Regions from separate parts of the Homo sapiens genome. Here all the other regions are linked to region 3. The links are chromatin loops, found by intact Hi-C in ENCODE. Cell type or tissue: chondrocyte. All regions are shown on one strand. Links, peaks and the distances in the headings refer to the core of each region. The heading gives the core; the rest is flanking DNA.

Evidence for each region. Peaks named below come from ENCODE experiments on the same cell type or tissue, not always from the same donor. Only the 100,000 strongest peaks of a DNase experiment are listed, where the experiment ranks them.
Region 1: a loop joins it to region 3, with 3 times the contacts of the local background. A loop is called at or near these places in 43 of 110 quality-filtered maps.
Region 2: a loop joins it to region 3, with 6 times the contacts of the local background. A loop is called at or near these places in 20 of 110 quality-filtered maps.

Annotation. Positions count from the first base shown.
Region 1 is chr13:30,790,526-30,796,961 of GRCh38, forward strand. No RefSeq gene overlaps it. Among named protein-coding and RNA genes, the nearest start is that of LINC00398, 9.5 kb to the right of the region's middle. RefSeq lists enhancers at 256-3,229, 2,107-2,401, 2,155-2,671 and a silencer at 2,107-2,401. In chondrocyte, for the core only: CTCF peaks have their summits at 2,183 (motif pointing left) and 2,385; a DNase peak (open chromatin) is centred at 2,251.
Region 2 is chr13:30,464,152-30,470,587 of GRCh38, forward strand. It overlaps HMGB1 (high mobility group box 1), which reads right to left and starts at 1,785. Exons shown (of 5, transcript NM_002128.7): 1 at 1,645-1,785. RefSeq lists silencers at 209-848, 1,448-1,757 and enhancers at 1,193-1,968, 1,969-2,744. In chondrocyte, for the core only: no CTCF peak of the experiment used is centred there; DNase peaks (open chromatin) are centred at 975 and 1,830.
Region 3 is chr13:31,040,451-31,048,727 of GRCh38, forward strand. It overlaps LOC124903147 (a long non-coding RNA gene), which reads left to right and starts at 5,652. Exons shown (of 2, transcript XR_007063744.1): 1 at 5,652-5,760; 2 at 6,214-6,500. RefSeq lists enhancers at 4,838-6,037, 6,338-6,867. In chondrocyte, for the core only: CTCF peaks have their summits at 4,125 (motif pointing left) and 4,338; no DNase peak of the experiment used is centred there.

The DNA of each region.
Region 1 (6,436 bases), core at 890-3,389, 250 kb before region 3:
GCCCATGCTCTGAATATGGTGTCCAGGCTGGCCATTGAGCCATTTTCTAGCCGTCACCTCCACAATAGGCTAATATCATCACCTGGGCCACATGTACCCTCTTTCACTGCTGCTCTATGCTTTGGGGACTACCGGTTAGTGACAATGATCTGCTGGCATTTAAAATCTGAGCTCCATAATGCTGAAATCTCCTTAGCAGTGGCATCTCATCAGAGCTTCATCTCACCAACACGGCCCTGGCAGCAGGTGGAGAGTGGCTGTGCATGCTTTGCATGTTTCCATGCACACTTCAGGGCCTTAGCAAATATAATAACTTCCTAAGTAGGACCCAAAAAATTCAGGCTCAAAAAAGGTGTGGGCTTGTGTTACAACAGATGGATTGAATGACCAGGTAAATCTGCTGCAGAGAGCAGAAATCAACCCCCCTTATTTACACCCATCTGATGTTATGGTTTTGTTTTGTTTTTGTTTTTTTTTTGAGACACAGTCTCCCTCTGTCGCCCAGGCTGGAGTGCAGTGGCACAATCTCGGCTCACTGCAAGCTCCACCTCCCGGGTTCACGCCATTCTCCTGTCTCAGCCTCCCGAGTAGCTGGGACTACAGGTGCCCGCCACCATGACCAGCTAATTTTTTTTTTTGCATTCTTTTGTTTAGTAGAGACAGGGTTTCACCATGTTAGCCAGGATGGTCTTGATCTCCTGACCTCGTGATCCGCCCGCCTCGGCCTCCCAAAGTGCTGAGATTACAGGCGTGAGCCACCATGCCCAGCCTGATCTTATGTTATTGTAGCTGTGTTATCACTGGGCTTTATTATGTTTCAAAAAAAAGATGTCATTTCTACCAAGTGCAAAAACAGCAAAGTGTATCTGCATTTTGCAGAGGCAGTTGGTGTGATAATGAGAGCGAGAGGAGATCTGGATGCAGGCAGGTCATGGTTTGAGCCAAGGAGGAGGCCCTGGGAAAAGCTCTGTCTGTTCAGATGCTCTGACCCCCATACCACACCCCTTTCCGGTCATCCAACTAAAGCATCCGTGTATGGGGGACCAGGCTGCCTCCGGTGCATATGTGCAGAACCCTGGGGTCAGGCAGGCGGGGTGCCAAGCCTCCAAGAAGGGTGGGGAGCCCTTGGGACCCGTGCTGGACGCCCTCGCTCCCGAGGGCCTGCTGGGGAGCCAGCAGGCTTCTGGATCTCATTAAGGCACAGCTGCCCTGCAGCCTGGACACCATATGCAGAGCATGGGCCTGGTTCCCATCACTTGAGTGTGGACTCTGCCTATAATCATCAGAAGGCACATTCCAGGTTTGCAGTTTAAGAGAAAAGTATACTTTTGTCCTCAATTGAGGAGCCATTCTGTTCAAAGTATTTAAGTGGTTTCCGAAGCTTAGCAACATTCCTCCTGTCTGCATCTGACCATGCAGTTTTGATTTTCAAGGTAGGCCAGCAGGATTCTTGGAGGGAACACGCCCCCCAACCCCCCATCTGAATCTGCCTGAGAGCTAACAAGTGCCAATGTGGCCAGATGAATGTGTGCTGCGCTATTTGTGATGGAGGTCCCCAGAGAGCCTTTGTGCTCTAGATCTTTATTGGAACACCCAGTAAATATTGGACTCAGGCTCCCCATTGTTTTAGTGTAGGGCTTAAATGCAGTCTCCTTCAGGCTGTCAATGTACCTTTGACCAAATTGCAGCTTGCATTCCCATACCAAATGTGGTTTCGCAGAACCCCAGCTCACTCTAACAGAACCAGCTGGGACCAGAGAGGGTCCTGGTTTGCTCTTTGTGTGCACAGCTGATTTCTCAAAGCACTAACTCACTTTTCTCTGTACATAAAGATGACACTGGGGACACCTGTCATCAGGGATCGGGGCATCAGCTGCACCCAGTCAGGCACCCACTCACCCACGTGAGACTTTCAAAGCCAGCTGGCTAAGGCTTGGGAGGTACCCCCAGGGCAAAAGGACAGCTTGTCGTTGAGTGAAGTGAACCGCCTTTAACATTTTTATAGGTTATAGCCTGCCTAGGCAGCAGCAACCAGCTATTTGATAACCAAGGGGGTGACCAGATTTCTACTGGCCAGATAACCAGAAAACTAAGGCTTCTGCATTACACCGCTTCATAAGAGAAAATAAGCATTTTAGCTACAGGGAAGCCCTGTTGTTTTTGAAAGCTGGAGGAGGTCCTCCTGCTGGCCATGGGCTTGGCTGGCCGTGGGCTAGGCTGACTCACAGTCAGAGAGCAGCCTTTGTGGCTGAGCTCAGCGGAACTCAGCGGACACCCGCACGGTGGCCCAGGGCCAGCAATAAACAAGTCAGGGCTGCTCCTGGCGCTCAGGAATCTGGGGTCAATTAGGGATCAATGGTGCCAGAGGATTTAAAACAATTGCAACCAGCCAGGCAGGCTCAGGCTGTATCAACAGTGAAATGCAGAATGTGCAGATACAATTGTACTATCCCTAAATTAAATTAACGTTCTACCCCTCGGCAAGGCATTTTTCTTAATAAGTGGGATTGCTCCTGGCCAAGCTTTAACCACTAGGGATGGCAATGACCGATGACCTAACTCGTCACTTAACCTTGGCCAAGGACACCAAAACCCTAGTCATTAGGGGACCCATCTGTGAACCTCTGTTGAACAATGAAGTCAAACCTAATCTGATTTCACCCACACCTTACATTTTTAAGCTGCAAATTTCCACAATTCTCTGACTGACAAGAACATGAGGTCTATTTGATAACCAAGGGCAATGACAGGATTTCTTTTGGCCAGATAACCAGAAAACGTAAGGCTTCTGTATTACATCGCTTCGTGAGAGAAAATAGGCATTTTAGCTCATCATTTCCTCTTGTCATTTCTCATTGTTGTGCCTACCTGGCACAATGTTAACTCTATAGAAAGGCTGACTTTTTAAAATTTTTGTGGGTACACAGTAGGTGTATATATTTATGGGTTACATGAGATATTTTGATACAGGAATGTCATACATAACAATCACAGCAGGGTAAATAGGGTATCCATCACCTCAAGTATTTATCCTTTGTGTTTCAAACAATCCAATTATATTCTTTTAATTATTTTAAAATGTATAATTAAATTATGTTTTACTATAGTCACCCTGTTGTGCTAGCAAATGCTAGGTCTTATTTCTTCTTTCTTTGTACCCATGAAAGGTTGAATTTTTAACTGCGGGCATCAGTGACTGCTAAGGATCCAGCAGAGAGGGCAGTTTGACTCAAAGAGGTGAAAAAAATCAGTGGGGTCTTTTGATCATCAGGAATCAGAAGCAACTGGAGGCAGGGACCCGGAAACCCAGGCAGGGCCACTCAGGAGAATGACAGAACCCTTCCAGGCCTCCATGCATGACAAGCTGGTATGCACACCATTTGGTTGGCTTCCTGGGTCAGAATGGGTCCTTTGTGTCCCTTCTACCATCTTTGACAGAACTGCCTTTGGTCCCCAGGCTCCAGCAATGTGGTCTGAATGGGGGTTGTCTCCCTTTCTGTGTCTCCACCTCTCTGGCCATAGTCCCCTTGAGGGAGGACACCAACCCAGTCACGGCTGATCAGGGTCTCTCCCTGAGATTTATTTGTGCTACTGCTGGTGGGGAAGAAATGTTTCTTTTTTGGCTGGGCGCAGTGGCTCATGCCTTTAATCCCAGCACTTTGGGAGGCCGAAGGAGGTGGATCACCTGAGGTCAGGAGTTTGAGACCAGCCTAACCAACATGGTGAAACCCCATTTCTACTAAATACAAAAGATTAGCCAGTCATGGTGGCACATGTCTGTAATCCTAGTTACTTGGGAGGCTGAGGCAGCTGAGGCAGGAGAATTGCTTGAACCTGGGAGGTGGAGGTTGCAGTGAGCCGCAATTGTGCCATTGTACTCCAGCCTGGGCAACAAGAGTGCAACTCCATCAAAAAAAAAAAAAAAAGAAAGAAAGAAAAGAAATGTTCCTTTTTGGAGGAGGAAGAAGAACCTCGAAGCTGCTGGTGGTCAGATTGTGTGACTGCTGGGGAAAAGGGTCCACAACCCTTTGGTGAGAATGAAGCCAAAATACAGAGAGAAGCATATGGCAGACAAGCTGGAATGTTCGGTCCAAACAGTGGCTCCCGAGGCTAGAGTACCCCCACCAGCATGAACCACTGAACCAATGAGCTTGCTTCTCTTCTTGTCCAAGTTCATGCAGCGTTTCTTGATATGACACTTGGTAATGATTTCTTAGCATTCTATATGTCATGTTACTATTATTTCTGCTGTACAATTTTGGGTACATTTTGGCAGCTAAGTACTCATTCAGATCAGCAGCTCTCCACACGTCAGGTTGGCTTGGGAAGCAAGCTTGGAAGACCAGGACGAAGGGTAGGCATAGACTTTGAGGCAAGCTTCGTAGACTATCATAGGGGTTTGCTTCTTACTATCAGAATTCAGCACTGACTCATTTATAAACCAGGAGCAAAAGAAGTGTTATTTTGATTTGCACTTGTTGAAACATTGATTATTTACCAGGAAAGGCTATAGGCAGCAAAGAGAGATCAACCTGAGATGACTTCATAATCTTTGTGACTACAGGGTTTGTCTTCTTTTGGGGGGTTCACAACCATTAACTTCCATTTCCAATGAAGAGTAGGATTTACACCAGATCAAATATCCCTGTTCTTTCCTATCTATCTATAAACCTAAATTGAGTTCAACACATACATAACACCTGAGCATGTGCTATGCTGGAGACCTAAAGGCAGCTCCTGGTCTTACAGACAGACCCATTGGTATTCCTAGTTGATTTCATCCTATTAGTTGAAAACCCTTCAGCAGACCCCACAAGGGCACTCAGAATACAGTTGTTGCTAGAAGTAGCTCTCAAGGTCCTATGTGATCTTCCGCACCACGCATGATCGCCCTCACCTCCCCTGGTGCCCAGTGGGAGCTCTGTGCTCTCTCCCTCCCCACACTCTTGTCCTCTGTGAGGATAGGGTCACACCCAGAAGCTTCTTTCCTCAGCCCCACCCCAACTATCTATACCCTACTCACCCGTGAGGGTCCCACTCCAGTCCCTCTTTCTTAAAACCTTCCCCAAGTCCAGCTCTTATACATCTTTCTGGCAGAATTTCCATAACATTTGTTTTTGAACTCTCTCAGAAAGGGACTTCTGTGATTATTTTAAACTGTAACCTTGCTGGGCACAATGTCTGCTCCTGTAACCCCAACATTTTGGAAGGCCAAAGTGGGCGGATTGCTTAAAGCCAGGAGTTGGAGACCTGCCTGGGCAACAAAGCAAAGCATCTCTACAAAGAATAATAATAAATTACTGGTTTTGATGGTGTACACCTATAGTCCCAGCTACTTGGAAGGCTGAGGCAAGAGGATCACTTGAGCTCAGGACTCTAAGGCTACAGTGAGTGAGTTATGATTGAGCTGTGATTGTGCCACTGCACTCCAGCCTGGGTGACAGAGTGAGACCCTGCCCCTAAAATAAATAAATAAGATAAACTTTAAAACAACACTGTAGGCTCATCATGTATCTGGTTATTCCTATCCAGACTCCTGGAGCCTGGCAGTGGCCGTGTCATGTGTAGGGTGTCCCATGAGTGGCAGGAAGGGCTGTTCAGGGAGCAGGGGGAGAATGCTGAGGATGGCAGGGGCACAGAGGAAGGGGAGGTGACCTCCATCTCTGCTGTAATCAGCTTCCTGGGTTCTGTTTACTGTAGGCAGCACAGCCCCTTCATCCTGTGTTGTTCTACTTTCTTTTTCTCTGCTGTCTTTCCATTCCCATGGGTTTTAATAAATACATACCTTGAGACGTGACAGAATCTATTTCCCCAATGGGCATCTATGAGGCATCAGGATGTGGTTTAGCGTCTGACCTAGTGGTGGCACCCAAAGGCATTCCCTGCAAACACAAGCCTCCTCCCTGGTCTCAAGGATCTCAATCTCTGGGCGATGTTGCTGGCAGGGCATCAGGGTTTTAAAATGGTGATATCAACTCTCTTTTTTCATAGCTACATTTCCCAACTCTGGCTTCATTCCCTAGTTCTGACACCGAGTAGCTGTAGAACTCTGAGCAGACCATTTAACCTCTCTGAGCCTTTGTTTCTTGGTGACAATAACAGTCTCTTCTTTGGCTGTTACCAGGATTAAAAGCTTCAGTGAACGTAAAGTTCCTAGCCCAGTGCCTGGAGCTTAACGGGCACACAAAAAATGTGCCAACTGCCTGCACAGGGAAATTCTGCCCAAGGGAAGCTTTAATTACAGTTGCTTTCTCTTTCTCCCAATTCAAGGATTTGCTTCCAAGACAATTAACAGACCACAGAATTCTGCTACCTATCAGCCACTGGTCGCCAACAGACTCCCAATGTTGGCACAAACACCGTCTCTCGAAGCTGGGACACTTAGACAGGTGCCAGCTTGTGGCTCCATGGCTCCCGGTGCATCCGGATCTGTGAC
Region 2 (6,436 bases), core at 890-3,389, 580 kb before region 3:
AAAAATCACCGTGCACCGAAAGTTTCAAAAAACACCCTCTTTGCATAAAACTTTGCTCCAAAGAGGGAGCAGCAGCCAGCTCCGGTGCTCGGAACCCGGTTGGGGGGTGGCGGTGCCACCGCGAGGCAGCCTCGTTTCCTATCGGTTTGGCCCTGAGATGTATTTCTGTTCTGACTAAACACGTCCGGTCTGAAGTTTCTCCGAGTAAACAAGGATGAGGGACAAAAGCCACTCCTGCTCGTGGCTCGGTGGCCCCCTCCCCCAACTCGGGAAGTATTTTTTGGAGCCGTGAAAGTTGGGGTGACTCCTGCGCGGGGCGAGCCCCCCGCCCCTAGAACTTCGCCGGTGGCCGCGCGGCCGAGGAGAGAGGACGCGGCCCGGCTCCCAGGCCCGAGGCCGCCACGTGCGCCCGGCAGGCCCTGCAGGCCCGCGCCGCCGCCGCCCCCATTTTGTCAGGCTCGGCGCAGGGAGAAGCCCCGCTCGAAATGGGGGCTGGCTCCGCCCGCGGCCGCCGGGGCCGGCGCGCACGGAATGGCCGCTGCGCGTCTTCTCCGCCTGCGCCGCCGCCGCCGCGAGGGCGAGCGCGAGCGAGAATATGGCTCCTTCCCTTTGTGTGTGTGTGTGTGTGTGTGTGTGTATGAGAGAGTGTGTGAGTGCGAGGGTGCGGGCGCGGCGGCGGCGGCGGGCGGGGTGCGAGCCGCGCTCTGGCGCACACACTCGGCCATTACGGCCGGGGGAGGGGCGGGGGGCGCGCGGCCGGGCCCTCCCCTCCGCGCCGCTCCCCTCCCCCCGCCGCGGTGGGGGCCGCCCGAGGGCCCACCCGCCCGCCACTCCCCGTCTCCCTCCGCGCGGGCCGCGCGCCCCGCCGCCCCCGCACGGAGAACGCGGGGCTGTGAAAAGAGAGAGGAAAAAAAAAGTTGCCTCGGAACTGCTGCGCCCAGCTCCCCCGCCCGCCCGCCTTGTTTTCTCTCCAGCCAGCAGCGCCGGGCCCGAGTCAGCCATGTTCCAGCGAGCGCAGCGGCGCCGCTCCCCCCGCCGCCCGGCCGCCGCCGCCGCCGCGACCGGGCCGAGGCCGGCCGGGCCCGCACTGCCGCCCCCAGGCCCCCGCGCCGCCCTCGCCCGCCGCGGCGCCCCGCCCGCCCCGCCGCCCGCCCGGCTGGCCGCGCTCCCCGCCAGCGCCCGGCTCGCTGCGGCGGCGGCCAATGCAGCCCGGGGAAGCGCCGCCGCTGCCCTCCCGCCGCCGCCGCCGAGCCGCGCCGGCCCCGCCGCCCCGGCCGCGCTCCGCGCACGCCGCCCGCCCGAACGCCCGGCCCGAGGGCCCAAAACACGTTCAAAATTTTTTTAATTAAAAAAAAAATTTTTTTTTTTGCGCCAGTCAGCGCGGACGCCGCCGGGGGTGGAAACTCGCGGGGCGCGGGGCTCCCGGCGCCTCAGGCTGCCTGAGGGCCGGGGCACCGGCGCGGGGCAGCGTTCCCGGCGCCCGGGCAGAGGCTCGCTCCGTGCGCAGTTCCCCCCACGGTCCCCCCTCATTTGCCTTTGTGTGGATCCTGACCCGCCGGCTCCCGGCCGCGGGGATCCGGCCGCCGCGCGGGCTGGGGAGCTGCCGGAGGCGCTCTCCCCGCCGCGGCGCTGCCCCAGACTCACCCTCAGCGAGGCACAGAGTCGCCCAGTGCCCGTCCGGCTCTCACTTGCCCCGGTGCTGTCTCTATGGAGCTCAATGTACTGCAATGGCTGTGAGAGCGGGAGCCAGACGCAGCCTCCTCACTCTCTCCGCTCTGTAACATTACTCTCCAGCCAGCGCGGCTCCTATTGGCTACCGCCAACTCACGGGGCTCGCTCATTGGCCCGATACCTCCCATTGTCCTGACCAGAGCCCGTTTGCTATTGGCTGTCTCCGGGGACACGTCATCAAGGATTGAAACAGCGCGCAAATCTGAATGTGTGTGTATGCCGGGCAAAGAGGCTGAGGCGGGAGAGGCAGAGGCAGAGGCAGCAGCTGCTACGGGAAAGCAGAGCTCTATGGTGTATGTGTGCATGTGTCTAACCCAAGCCAGCCCCACACCGGAGCGGCCGCCGGAGCGAAAAGGGCCTGACTTTTCCACAAGTGTCTCCAACTCCTCAGGCAAAAGAGACACCCACAGGTCTCCCCCCCCCTTCTTGCCCCACATTCACGCCCAAAGCCGTTGAGATAAGAGGCCCCAGGCTTTTAATGGCCCTTCAAAAGTGAGGGCGACACTATGGGATCATGTCCCCTGAAAACTGGGGTCTCTGCTGGTGCTGAGGGGCGGAAGCCGCCGAGCCTCGAGCCCCTCAAAGGTCTCTGATTGCGTTACACTTTAGGTCTCTGGAAAGGCAGGGCTTCTATAAGAAAGTGACATGATCCAGCCAGCCGGGTTTAAAATACCCCTTTTCTGGGCTCATAAGCCGTCACGTCAGGCTCGCTGAGCAGCTGAAATCTTGAGTCAGTGAGCAGGCATTCAGTTTCACCCTTTTTCTTGGTTTGATCGAGTTTCACAGCATGTCTAGAACTTTTTATTTAAATACAAAGCACTGTCTTAACTTCCTGGAAATCAAATAATTATTCCATGTAATTAAAGAACAGCCACTTGGTTTGATATGGGGTACTCTAGCAGGAAATGTTTGTGAGGCCCTGGTAGAATTAGCAAATTCATTAGAGACCACATTCTAAACTGTTTGGCTATTTTATTTGACTTGGTGTGGATTACTGTTACAATCAAACGAATCCTTGTGATGCTATCTTTCCCTCCCATCACACCACTTAGTGCATCCATGTAACTGCTCTAGGATTACAGGAGTTGTAGGTATATGGTTACCCGAAGGATTAGATGCAGGCAGAGAGTGCATGTGCCCAAATCCACAGGCTGTGGTTTCTCTAACTCACCAAGCTGGCTGGTATTAATAGACATACTTACGTCTGTAGAGAAAATGTGCTGGCTGTAGTGGCCAGTTCTGAAGACTCTACAGTTATATCAGTCCTTTATGAAACTACTATCTATTCCTTTTAGCCTGAGCAGACCACGCCCCTATTCAGTTATAACAGACTTCCCTTTTTTTTCACTCTCTAATGGTATTTTGTACACTTCTAAATCCAACAACCAATTCCTCCAAATGTAACAGATCAAATTTGGAATAAATCACCTACATCGTGTTAATTTGATTTTTTATATCGCTTATAAGCATCCATAACCTAATTTATTTCCTCAAATGTATTAAACTACTTGAGAGTAAGCTTAGATAATCTTTCCTGTTTTAATGTTGATTTCTTTTTAAAAGAAAATACACTATCGGACTCAGGGATTATAGTCTTGGTGAATGGACAATATATCACACATGCACATGAAAAAGACTATAATATTAAAGAGGATATAAATTGGTATACTGCACATGCAGTGTTTAAAGATAATATATCTAAAGTTAACTTTTATGTTATTATTTTCACACATATTTACTATCCTCTGCTTCCCTCTACTAATCATTCAAATTTTATATTTTTTAAATCTAGATATTTATTTCAATACTGTCTTATCTTCTCAATGTCTCATATTACAAAATATTCATGAGAATGATTAAGATACTTTCAGTGGCATCGATGATATTAAAATTTGACGATTAGTTGAATATGGCACTATCAATATTTTCCAGGAGCAGTGTTGGCTTTGTACTGGCACGGCCATACACTTTACTGGTTGTCTATACCAGCTTGCTCCTGCCAGGGTGCATTTATGGCCACAGGACATCTTGAGAGCAATGGGCCCACACAAGGTTTCTATTTTGACAGGATGATATGGTGAGTAATAGGCACTGGAATTGAATAGACTTGGGTGCAAATCCCAGCTCTGCTACTTACTAGCTGTATGATCTTGGGCATGTTTTTAAACCTCCATGCTTCAATTCTCTCAGCTATAAAATGGAGGGGACCACAGGGTTGTAAAGATTAAACTTTTTTTAATGTTTAAAATTATATAGACCCCTTCAATCCCATAATTTAGAAAACCTCAAGTGCAGTTAACCTTGAGTTTTTCTTCATATTTTAATCTTATATGAAGGCAGTGATTGCAAATCTAGTGAATTTTTTGTTGTTGTTGTTATTGTTGTTGTTTGAGACAGAGTTTTGCTCTTACTGCCCAGGCTGGAGTGCAGCGGTGCAATCTCGGCTCACTGCAACCTACACCTCCTGGTTCAATCGATTCTTCTGCCTCAGCCTCCCGAGTAGCTGGGAATACAGGCATGCGCCACCATGCCCGGCTAATTTTTTATTTTTAGTAGAGACGGGGTTTCACCATGTTGGTCAGGCTGGTCTTGAACTCTTGACCTCAGGTGATCCGCCCACCTTGGCCTCCCAAAGTGCTGGGATTACAGGCATGAGCCACTGCACCCGGCCTTGTTTTGTTTTTTTTAAATCCTAACCTCAAACAATGCTAATCTTCCCCTAGTCTGGTGATGGTACCTTTATTTATTCCCAAGTTTAACAGAGACTATATCAGAGAGAAGAGTTTAAAAACCACCACTTGCAGGCAATTCATTTCTTATATTTGATTTTCTGTGATATAGGCAGGGAAGAACATAAAAAAGACAGAAATTTTAAAATAAAACCAACATCTTCTAGCTCTAACCCCACAATCTTGATGTTCCTTTATGATATTAGACGCTTTTCTTCTTCCACATGAATCCTTAGTCACAAGTTGACATATTTTACTTTACAGTTATTGGGTTTTTGTTGTTGTTGTTTTTGTTTTTATGAGACAGGGTCTTGCTCTGTTGCCCAGGCTGGAGTGGAATGGCACGATCTCAGCTCACTGCAACCTCCACCTCCCGGGTTCAAGCAATTCTCGTGCCTCAGCCTCCCGAGTAGCTGGGACTACAGGCATGCACCACCATGCCTGGGTAATTTTGAATTTTTGATAGAGACGGTTTCACCATGTTGGTCAGGCTGGTCTTGAACTCCTGACCTCAAGTGATCTGCCCGCCTCAGCCTCCCAAAGTGCTAAGATTACAGGCATGAGCCCTGGTACCCGGCCAAGTTATTGGGTGTTTTATCCCAAATTACAAAGTCATCCAGTCGAAGAGGCCTGAACACCCTCTCCCATGCTCAATTTAAACAACTGAATTACAGATCGTCATTAATGTACTTTATGCCCTTCCTCCATCCCCTCTAGGATAGGGGACGTACCTCTTTTCTGTAATCCTGTAATATTGTGTATATTAATTACTGCAATCACAATTGTGGTTCTCCAGTTGTATCTGCTTGTCCCACTGCACTGTACACCTTAAAGGCAAGAACTCTGTATTTTTTGTTTTTTTTTTTCTAAGACAGGTTATGGCTGTATTGCCCAGGCTGGAGTGCAGTGCAGTGGCATGATCACGGCTCACTGCAGCCTTGACTTTCTGGGACTGAAGCCATCCTCCCACCTCAGCTTCCTGGGAAGCCAGGACTACAGGTGAGTGCCACCACGCCCGGCCTATTTATTTATTTATTTGAGACGGAGTCTCCCTCTGTCACCAGGCTGGAGTGCAGTGGCACAATCTTGGATCACTGCAACCTCTGCGTCCTTGGTTTAAGTGATTCCCCTGCCTCAGCCTCCCGAACAGCTGTGACTACAGGCGCGTGCCACCACGCCCAGCTTATTTTTGTATTTTTAGTGGAGACGGGGTTTCACCATGTTGGCCAGGATGGTCTCCATCTCTTGACCTTGTGATCCGCCCGCCTTGGCCTCCCAAAGTGCTGGGATTACAGGCATGAGCCACTGTGCCCAGCCCCAGCTAATTTATTTTTATTTTTATTTTTTGTAGAGACAAGGTCTCTCCATGTTGCCCAGGCTGGTCTCAAACTCATGGGCTCAAGTGATCCTCCTACCTTGGCCTCCCAAAGTGCTGGGATGACAGGCATGAACCACCGTGCCTGGTGCTGGCTATTTTTTTTTTTGTAGAGGCAGGGTCTCTCCATGTTGCTCAGGCTGGTCTCAAACTCCTTGGCCTCCCAAAATGTTGGGATTACAGGCATGAGAAACTGAGCCCAGCCCCTATCTTTGAATCCCAAGCACCTAGCAGAGTACTTGGCATACAGCAGGCATTAAATAAAGCCCGTTGCATAAATGAATTAATAGCTGAAGGAGTACGTATTGCAAATTATTGTTTTAACCTTCCTCTTCTATCTTTAGATCTAAAAGCATTTAGGTCTTTCTAAATCAAAAGGCAGGAAAATAGAATAAGAAGCGAATGTTAGGATACTAAGATTGAGGATAGGTGCCAATTACATCTCATTGACGTAACTTAAAAAGGGAGAGGCACAGTTGGAGGGTGAGAGGGGATCTCAAATGTAGAGAAACACATATAGTCTAAGCATTTACCAGTTTCCAATTAGGCCAAGATTATTCCTTGGTGGATACAGTGAACTATGGCAAGCCAAATTAGACTT
Region 3 (8,277 bases), core at 2,602-5,101:
GATGAGTAAACTGGATATTGGGAAGATATCCCAAAATTAAATGCCAAATTCAATGAAATTTTCATCAAAATCTCTGTGAGATTGCTTTGGAGCTTAACAAGTTGATTCTAAAGTTCATCTGGAAAGGTAAATATGCAATAACGGCCAAGAAACTGTTGAAAAGGAATGAGAGAGAGATGGAGTGCAGTGGCTCACACCTGTAATCCCAGCACCTTGGGAAGCTGAGGTGGGAGAATCCTTTGAGCCCAAGAGTTCAAGACCAGCGTGGGCAACATAGAGAGACCCTATCTCCACTAAAAATAATAATAATAAAAAAATAGCTGTGTGCGATGGCATGCGCCTGTGGTCCCAGCTACTCTGGAGACTGAGATGGGAGGATCGCTCAAGACCAGGAGTGCGAGGGTGCAGTGAGCTGTGATGGCATCACTGCACTCCAGCCTGTGCAACAGAACAAGACCCTATGTCTAAAAGAATTGTTTTAAATTGAAGAAGGACTTGAACAATAGATAGTAAACCATGCTGTTAAGTTACAGTCAATAAAAGCAGTGAAATACTGGGGCAAAGAAGAGACAAGCAGGTCAGTGACACACCTGTTTACATTGAAAAAAATATTTGACAAAACTGACATTTCAAATTAGGGAGGAAACAGTCTAACAAATAACTGTTGGTTATTTATTTAGGGAACAGTTAAGTCCCTATACCATAGTATGTATCAAAATAAATTCCAGCTAGAATAAAGATCTCAATATTTTATAACTATATAGAAGGAGAAAATACAGGAGAATATCTTCATAACAACATGAGTGATGAAAGTCCTTTGCAAAAGCAGAACTCTAAAGCCAGAAGTCAGGGCAGATTTGACTACAACAAAACTTGAGGAATATTTCTGTACAGCAAATGATTAAAGTGTCAGAACTTCCAGGACAGGTAAAATGTATTTATTTATGTTGTTGCTTATTAATAACAACACTGTCTAAAAAAGGATTTTGGAATACTTCCAGCAGTTTATATAGAATAAAATAAAAGATTACATGTACACACACATTTATGAATGGAGGTGAAGCCTATATATATATATATATATATATATTTATATAAACACACACACATATATATGAAGATGAAGTCAATGAAGAAAACATATTTCATAATACCCTAAACACTTTTTAGAAATGAACAACACATTTCCCTTTGAGCTCCCATAACCCCAGAAAAAAGAAGGAAACAACATCCAATGTAGGCTTCAGAGTGTCTGTGAGAGAATAATAACTCATGTGCTTAAAAGACATACAGATTTCTCATACTGACACAAGAAAGAAATATTTCTAGAAGATTCCTCTGTCTTTGGAAATAAAAACACAACAAATAAGTCCCATATAAACTGACGGATTACGTGTTAAATTTAATGTAGCTACACAACATCACACAACGTCAAAGCCTTACCACGGCAATGTTAATTTCCAGAGTTTGGCACGGGCTCCACCTCTTGCATCCATTCAGCCCCTTCACTGGCTTTTGACAAGAGGTCCAACTGCACCATCACAAATCATTTTGTGATTTTCATAGACATCAGTGAAGGTTTGTGGGGTCACTGGGAAAGGTCACACCACTTGTGTCTTGCCATTTCATTCTCCACTCCTCCCACTCCTTCTTCTCTTTCCTGGCCTCCTTGTCCCCTCCGCCTGCGGTCGTCTCCACCCTCCTGCCAGCCCCACCCATACTTCAGACTTCCTCCATTGAGGGGAGCTGCTTGCCTACCCTGGTCCTGGCACCAGCCAGTGGCACCCAAACTCAAAGTGCCTACCCAAAGCAAAGGGTCACAGAAATTCCTCATGCAAACCCAGCCTCTCTCTGAGAGAAATGTCCTCACTCTCCACCTCATATGCTGGGTTTAGGGAGCCAATAGCCCTGTCTCTTCCCTCTGATGTGAGAGATCTGTGGCTATGTCTGGGAGGTCCCTGCAACTCCTTCCAGGCCACCCAGTGTAACTTAGAGCCTACTGCACAGAGGCCTCAACAGCAGAAGCATCTCCTTGCAGCCATCTCTCGGCTCCCACTCTGGTTTTATAAATAAGTTTCTTATTTTAATTATAAATCTGCACAGTGGAAGTAGACGATTAAATGAAGAGAATCTGAAATCACTCCTGATCCAGGCGAAGTAAGCAAGTGTCTATTTCCAAGACTGTTCTACAAATAGAACACAGGCCTGACACAGAGGACATGTGTCGGATTCCCCACCACACACACACACACACCACACCACACATACACACACACACACCACACACACACACACACCACAACGAGTCTGTCATTCTTAATGTCTGAAGATGAGGTTTTGCTTTTGCATTCTTTGCTTTAGTTCTGTGGATCCTGACAAGTACCTGATTCTCTACAGCAATGGCCAGGTAGGTGTGGAGGGTGGAAGGAGAGTGGAAGGCGCTGAGTCAGGGGCCAGAAGACCATCTGCCATCCTTTCAGGGAGAAGTGAGGGGGAGGGACGAGGACAGGAGCATCTGTGTCTCAAGCGGAGGCAAAACGAAGAGAGAAGCGGAAAAGGAAATGCGGCGTTGGTGAGCAAGCCATGCCGAGGGAGCAGGTGCGAGTGCTGGTTTGTCTGCCTTCTGCTCTTTTCAGTGCTTTCCGTTCAGTCCTCATGACATCCCCACGAGGTGGTTATGACCATGCCATTTGTGACAATGGGGAAATGGAGGCTCATAGCAGCTATGCAGTTGGCCCAAGGTTCTATGCCCCTAGGAGGTGGCAGAGCTGGGATTTGAACCCAAGCAGATCTGCATAGCCTCTGCACCTGCCCACGAGGCTTCACTGACTCTCGAGGAAACAAAGAGATGTTCCAGGTGACTATGTGAAGAAATGGGTCTGGGAACACAGAAGTCACTCTAAAATCACTGAAGTCAGAGTGCTGGGGGAAATGGCACATCTGGTTTCCTTCCCATTTTCAGGGGAGATTCTTGTTAATCAGGGCCAGGAGGGAGAAACCTTTTCTCTGTATTTTGCTTCAGAATTAGAAATAAGTCTTGCCGATCAAGGTGGCTCATGCCTGTAAACACAGAGTTTTGGGAGGCTGAGGTAGGAGGATTGCTTGAGGCCAGGAGTTCAAGACCAGCCTGGGCAACCTAGCAAGACTCCGCCTCTACAAAAAATAAAAAATAGAAAATTAGCCAGGCATGGTGGCATGCGCCTGTAATACTAGCTACTCAGAAGACTGAGGTGGGAGGATCGCTTAAGCCCAGGAGTTTGAGGCTGCGGTGAGCTATGATTGCTCCAATGCACTCCAGCCTGGGTGACAGAGGGAGACCTTGTCTCAAAAAATAAATAAATAGGCTTAAATGCAAATTCCCTTGGGAGGTGGTGAAGGAAACACAGTGGAAGGTGAATGACTGGATATCCTAGAAGAACAGGTTTGGACTGGACAAAGACAGGAGGGCACCAGATTCTTGAATCAAGGAGGGGATAGAAGAATGAGAAGGGAACACGCAGACATTGAAATCCAGCTGGCCCCAATTCCTAATTTTGCTCCGGTGTTGCCTTTCTCTCTACAGGGCCCCCACGTGGTGGGAGCGGGGATGATCTGGGAACTGCCCGGCTCCAGGGGGCATCCACACAGCCTACGGCTCGGATGGTGCCCCTGGATGTGTGCTGTTCGGCTTCCAGGCCTGGGACTCCCCCAAATGGACCCCGGCACAGGGACAGGATGAGTAGGGGAAGCCCGCCTTGGTCACTCGTGCCCGGTGGTTGCTAGCCCCAGCAACTGCGTAAACGGGGCTCCCTGGCTCTACCCCTCTCCGTGGCTGCCCTTCTGGGTGCAGCCCAGCCTGGTCACTGCCCTCCACCAGGAGCCAGGGAACAGGACCCGGGCAGGTACAGCGGTACCACCTGTTCCTTACCATGCAAATTTATTGGTAAAAATGAACTTTTTTCATTGTTCAGTTTTTCAAACGATAATTTCACTTCATCCTTCTGGCATATTATGCTAGTAGCAATAACTGGCTAGTCCCTACACCTGCCTTGGCGGCAGCGCATCTCACTTGTGTGAAAGGCCTGCACACTTCAGGTGGATGTAGAACAAGCCCTCCCGCTGGAGGCGCGATCATTCACTGCCCCCTAGTGGACCAGATGTGCATGAGCCAGGATCCGTGCTTCCGCTTTGATGTGGGCTCTGAGCAAATCAGAGCTGCATTTTATTTCAGTAAGTTTTCGGCCTCTGCTGCTTTAATCTTTGTTGCTAGTGTCTACGGTTCTTAATTAACAGCCCTGAAATGGAATAAAATGTCAATCAAGGGTGACTCTGTGTAAAGCTATATTTAAATGTTAAAAAGTCGTGACATTTTCAAACAGTATTTCAGGCCTCATTTGATGCTCATTTTAAAAATCAAATTTTCATTAGGTTATAAAAATGCTTAACGTGAACGTCGCATTAAAGAGCTCATGTTGGCATCTAGCATAGCCTCAGGTTTTGTGTAAGAGAAAAAACGAGTTTATTTATAAAGCAGAAGCACTGACTGCCTGCCTTATCACCTAATCTGTCACCTAATCACCTTTTGGTTTTCAAGGTTTTCACAATTTGCATGCTTCTTAATTGCCATGTATCCTGGCAATCAGGGGCCCAGTCATACTCAGCATAAGGAAAGCCACCTCTGCAATACGCTGACAACAGCCAGGGGAACTTGGTTTGTCACCACATGCCACAAAGGCTGTTTTGGTGCGTGACTGTCCTTGGGTCAGCTTTAGATTTGTAATACCTGGCCCTAGATCATGCAGTTGAAGATCTTTCGATAATATTCACCTGCATTACATTTGACATACTAAGAGAACTGTTTCTGTAGAAGGTTAAAACACTGACTTTTCTACCCTTTCTGTTTTCTCATTGCCAGGACTTGAACGAATTTGGAACTGTTCCAGAGCTCATTGTTCTCACCTTGTGGCATAACTTAGGTAGTAGGGCAACTCCCTTACCCTTGCCTGGACTCTTACTATCAAAGCCCTCCATTGATAAGGTCTAGGCCGACCACACCCTAAAGCATTTCTTGTATGTATGGATTTGTTTCTTACCTATACCTGAAGAATGGCGCTGGTGAGGTACCACCTTTGGGAGAATTGAGAACATCATCCCTTAGGTAATTATCTGTGCTTTGTGGTTCAGATGAGTAAACTAAGCCCAGAACAGTTACAAAAGGAATGGCATCCTGGGTGAGATCAGTGAGGGGGATATGCTGTATCCTCCCGGGGACAGCCTTGTTCATTTAATCCATTCATTTCAGGCTGACTATGGAGTAGACCTAGCCCTGATGATAGGAAACTTCCAAGAGTTGGTGAGAAGGCTTTGGTGTGTCCACACAGAGCAGAACTGAAATTTTTCCACCCCATTGCAGATCAAACACCACAGCAAGTGAAGTGCTTCAGAGTCCTTCCTAAGCAAACTGTAGTTTTCCCCAGAATGTCACAGGAAGTGCTGCTGGTGATTCATCAGGTTAAAGTGCTCCTTGTGAGTCAGAAGTAAACGGAAGCTGCTGCTCCGTGTGGAGGGCGAAGAATCGTGGCTGGCCCTGAGGGTTCCAGGGGTGGGGTGGGGCAGAGCTGCTTACTAAACGCTTAGAACGTTCCGGTAACAACACTCGAATGGCTGTTGAACACAGTGAAACCCTTGCCCATGGAAACTTCTTAATAAAAGAATAAAAATAAAATAGGCTTGGAGATACAACTTACCAGAGGGAAACCAATCAGTAGAGCTGCATTTCCCGTAAGTCCCCATTGCAGCCCAGGGAAGCCCTCTGGCTGCCTGTTTTTATCAGTCACGCCAAAGGCCCATCGGGTGCCTCCAGTTTACCTGACTTGGTTTAAATCAGTCAGTTGAACTGGGGCTGAGTGGTCATCTTGTCTACGCCCTAGCCTCTACAGCCACTAACTTCAGGATATCATCTCTAGCAAAGTCCTCAATCCAAGACTGAACTGAATGCTAGGAGTAGGGAAAAGGGAAGGCAAAGTAGGGTCATGGCTGAAAGCTAAGCATCCATTTTTATCTACTTGGGGAATTTTTAAATCAACTAGAAATTCAAGATAAAACACATTTGAAATGACTTTAATGTGCGCATTTTTAAAAAAGGGACATAGAACACAACCAGTATTGCTGCTTTCCACACTGATACTGCTGCCTTATTCCCCTAAGATCACCCACCCCCATCTCTTCGGGTAGGTGTGTGAAGTGACACAGTAGGAAGACGGGCAGAGAAAGAGCCCCTGTTCCAAGCTGGCCGTCATTCAGCTGAGAAGACGGCTTTCCTGGAGGCTCCACGCACACCATGCCGCCGCACCCTCTCCAGCTGATCTGTGGCCAAGCTGCCTCACGGGCAATACCGAGCATGTTTTATATAAGGCTTTCAAAGCTGCTGCTGCTGCTGCTGCCACTCCTGCAGTGGCTATAACCTGGCCTTCAATGTCTCTGTCTAGACAGATGCATGATTGAATAAAGGATTCATCCAAGCCCTGTGTCACATTGGCCATCTGGAAAGTCGCCAACCACTCGTTTAGCAAATTGCTGTGTTTAAATGCAGCTGCTGTGTCTCAATGTTTATGCTACCAAGACAGATCACATGATTCCTCTTCTTTCATTTATCTGCACCGCTCCTCTTAATCTGCCTAGGAACTTAAAAGGCTGTTAATGCATGACAAGGCACTTGACCCGCGTGATTTCCAAGCCAAGGGGGAGCATCCGTCTTGCACTGGGTCGTCCTTTCCTCAAACGCAAGGGCACCTTGCCTGTACTCCCGTCTTAATGAAGGCTGCCTTTATTAAGAATCCCATTAAGCTCCACAGTGCCCAGCCATCCGACACTGTAAATATGACCCTTTAGAAATGCATCCAGGGGCCCTGCGCAAGCAGCTGGCCTGGTAGCGAGCACTTGCCCCAGCAGTCGGGAGGGAAACTCAGACCTCAGCTCTCTGTAGAAGGAAGGGCATTGTTTGATGGGTTGATGCTTCTCTCCTTTTTGGAAAGATGAATTACAATCTTTGGCAGATAATGTCAACAAAACCCCTGAGATGATTTAAATAAGAGTTGGAAGCAAAATGATTTCAGAATAGCAATGAGCTCTTAGGCATTTTACCTTGGTTTTCTTATTTTTAAGGAGGAAAAGGAAGGAGACAGCCGAGGTTAAGCAGTTTGTCATCTGGATATCACTGGTCACTTTGGCCTGGTGCTGATTGTTATGTTATTTATCAGGGCAAATAATTTTGGTGACCACTGCTTACATAAATTGCCTGCCTCTTTTGGGGGTCACAACATTATTAAGTCTGGAAGTCAGAAGCCAAAATCAGTGAGTGTTTATCAAAGGAATATCATGTTCTCAGTCCTTAGCTAGGCCCATTGGAAAAGCAACAAAATAGCACAATAAATGATCTGTGCCATTAAATCCTATCAGGAGACGAAAAGAAACAAATACAGGAGAATCTAGCACAGTGAGGAGTGAGGATGTGGTCTTTGGAACCAAATCCCAGATGCAATTCTGGGGTGTTCACCTTGTGAGCCTCAGTTTCCTCACTGGCAAGAACAGGTGGACATATCTCTCTCCAAGTTATTTTCAGGAGTGATTGAATCAGTCTTTACAACAGTAAGAACCCAGTGTATTCTATTAGTGGTAGTCAGAGGGTGTGGGATCTTGACTGTAAATGCTAGAGGAATTCAGAGGAAATAAAGAACATTTTGGACTGAGTACATAAGACCATCTTTATGGGTCAGCTTGATCCTGAAGAAGCAAAGTCTGGGGAGGGAAAGTGTATCTGATAAATGGAACAATGTGAGCAAGACACAGAGATGGCAGGCAGAGAAGAGGTGGGGCCACTGGGTGGACTAAAGGAAAGAGCTCTCATTTTTGTGTGGGGGGGTGGAAATGTTGAATGAATGACAGGCCCCATGCATGGAAGGCTTTGAAAGTCAAGCTGAGTGATAGCCATGGGTTGGAAAGATTTACCTGGTGTCAGTGAACAGGGTGGTTCCCTGGAGAAATGTGGGCTGGGAGATGGGCTCAAAGGCTAGATACTATTCCAGGCTGACGGATGAGGGGTCAGTGGAGTGGCAGTGGGGTGGATGGAATGGAATAAAGCTGGCATTTCCTTCCATGCTCAACAGACCTGGTGACTCCATGAACACTGGGCAGGAGAGAGAAGGAAAAGGAAAGAGGAAATGGTTTTACAGAGCACCTTTTCCATGCCAGACACTAGGCTAGATACATTCCAATCATTCTTATCGAGCTCCAAGCATA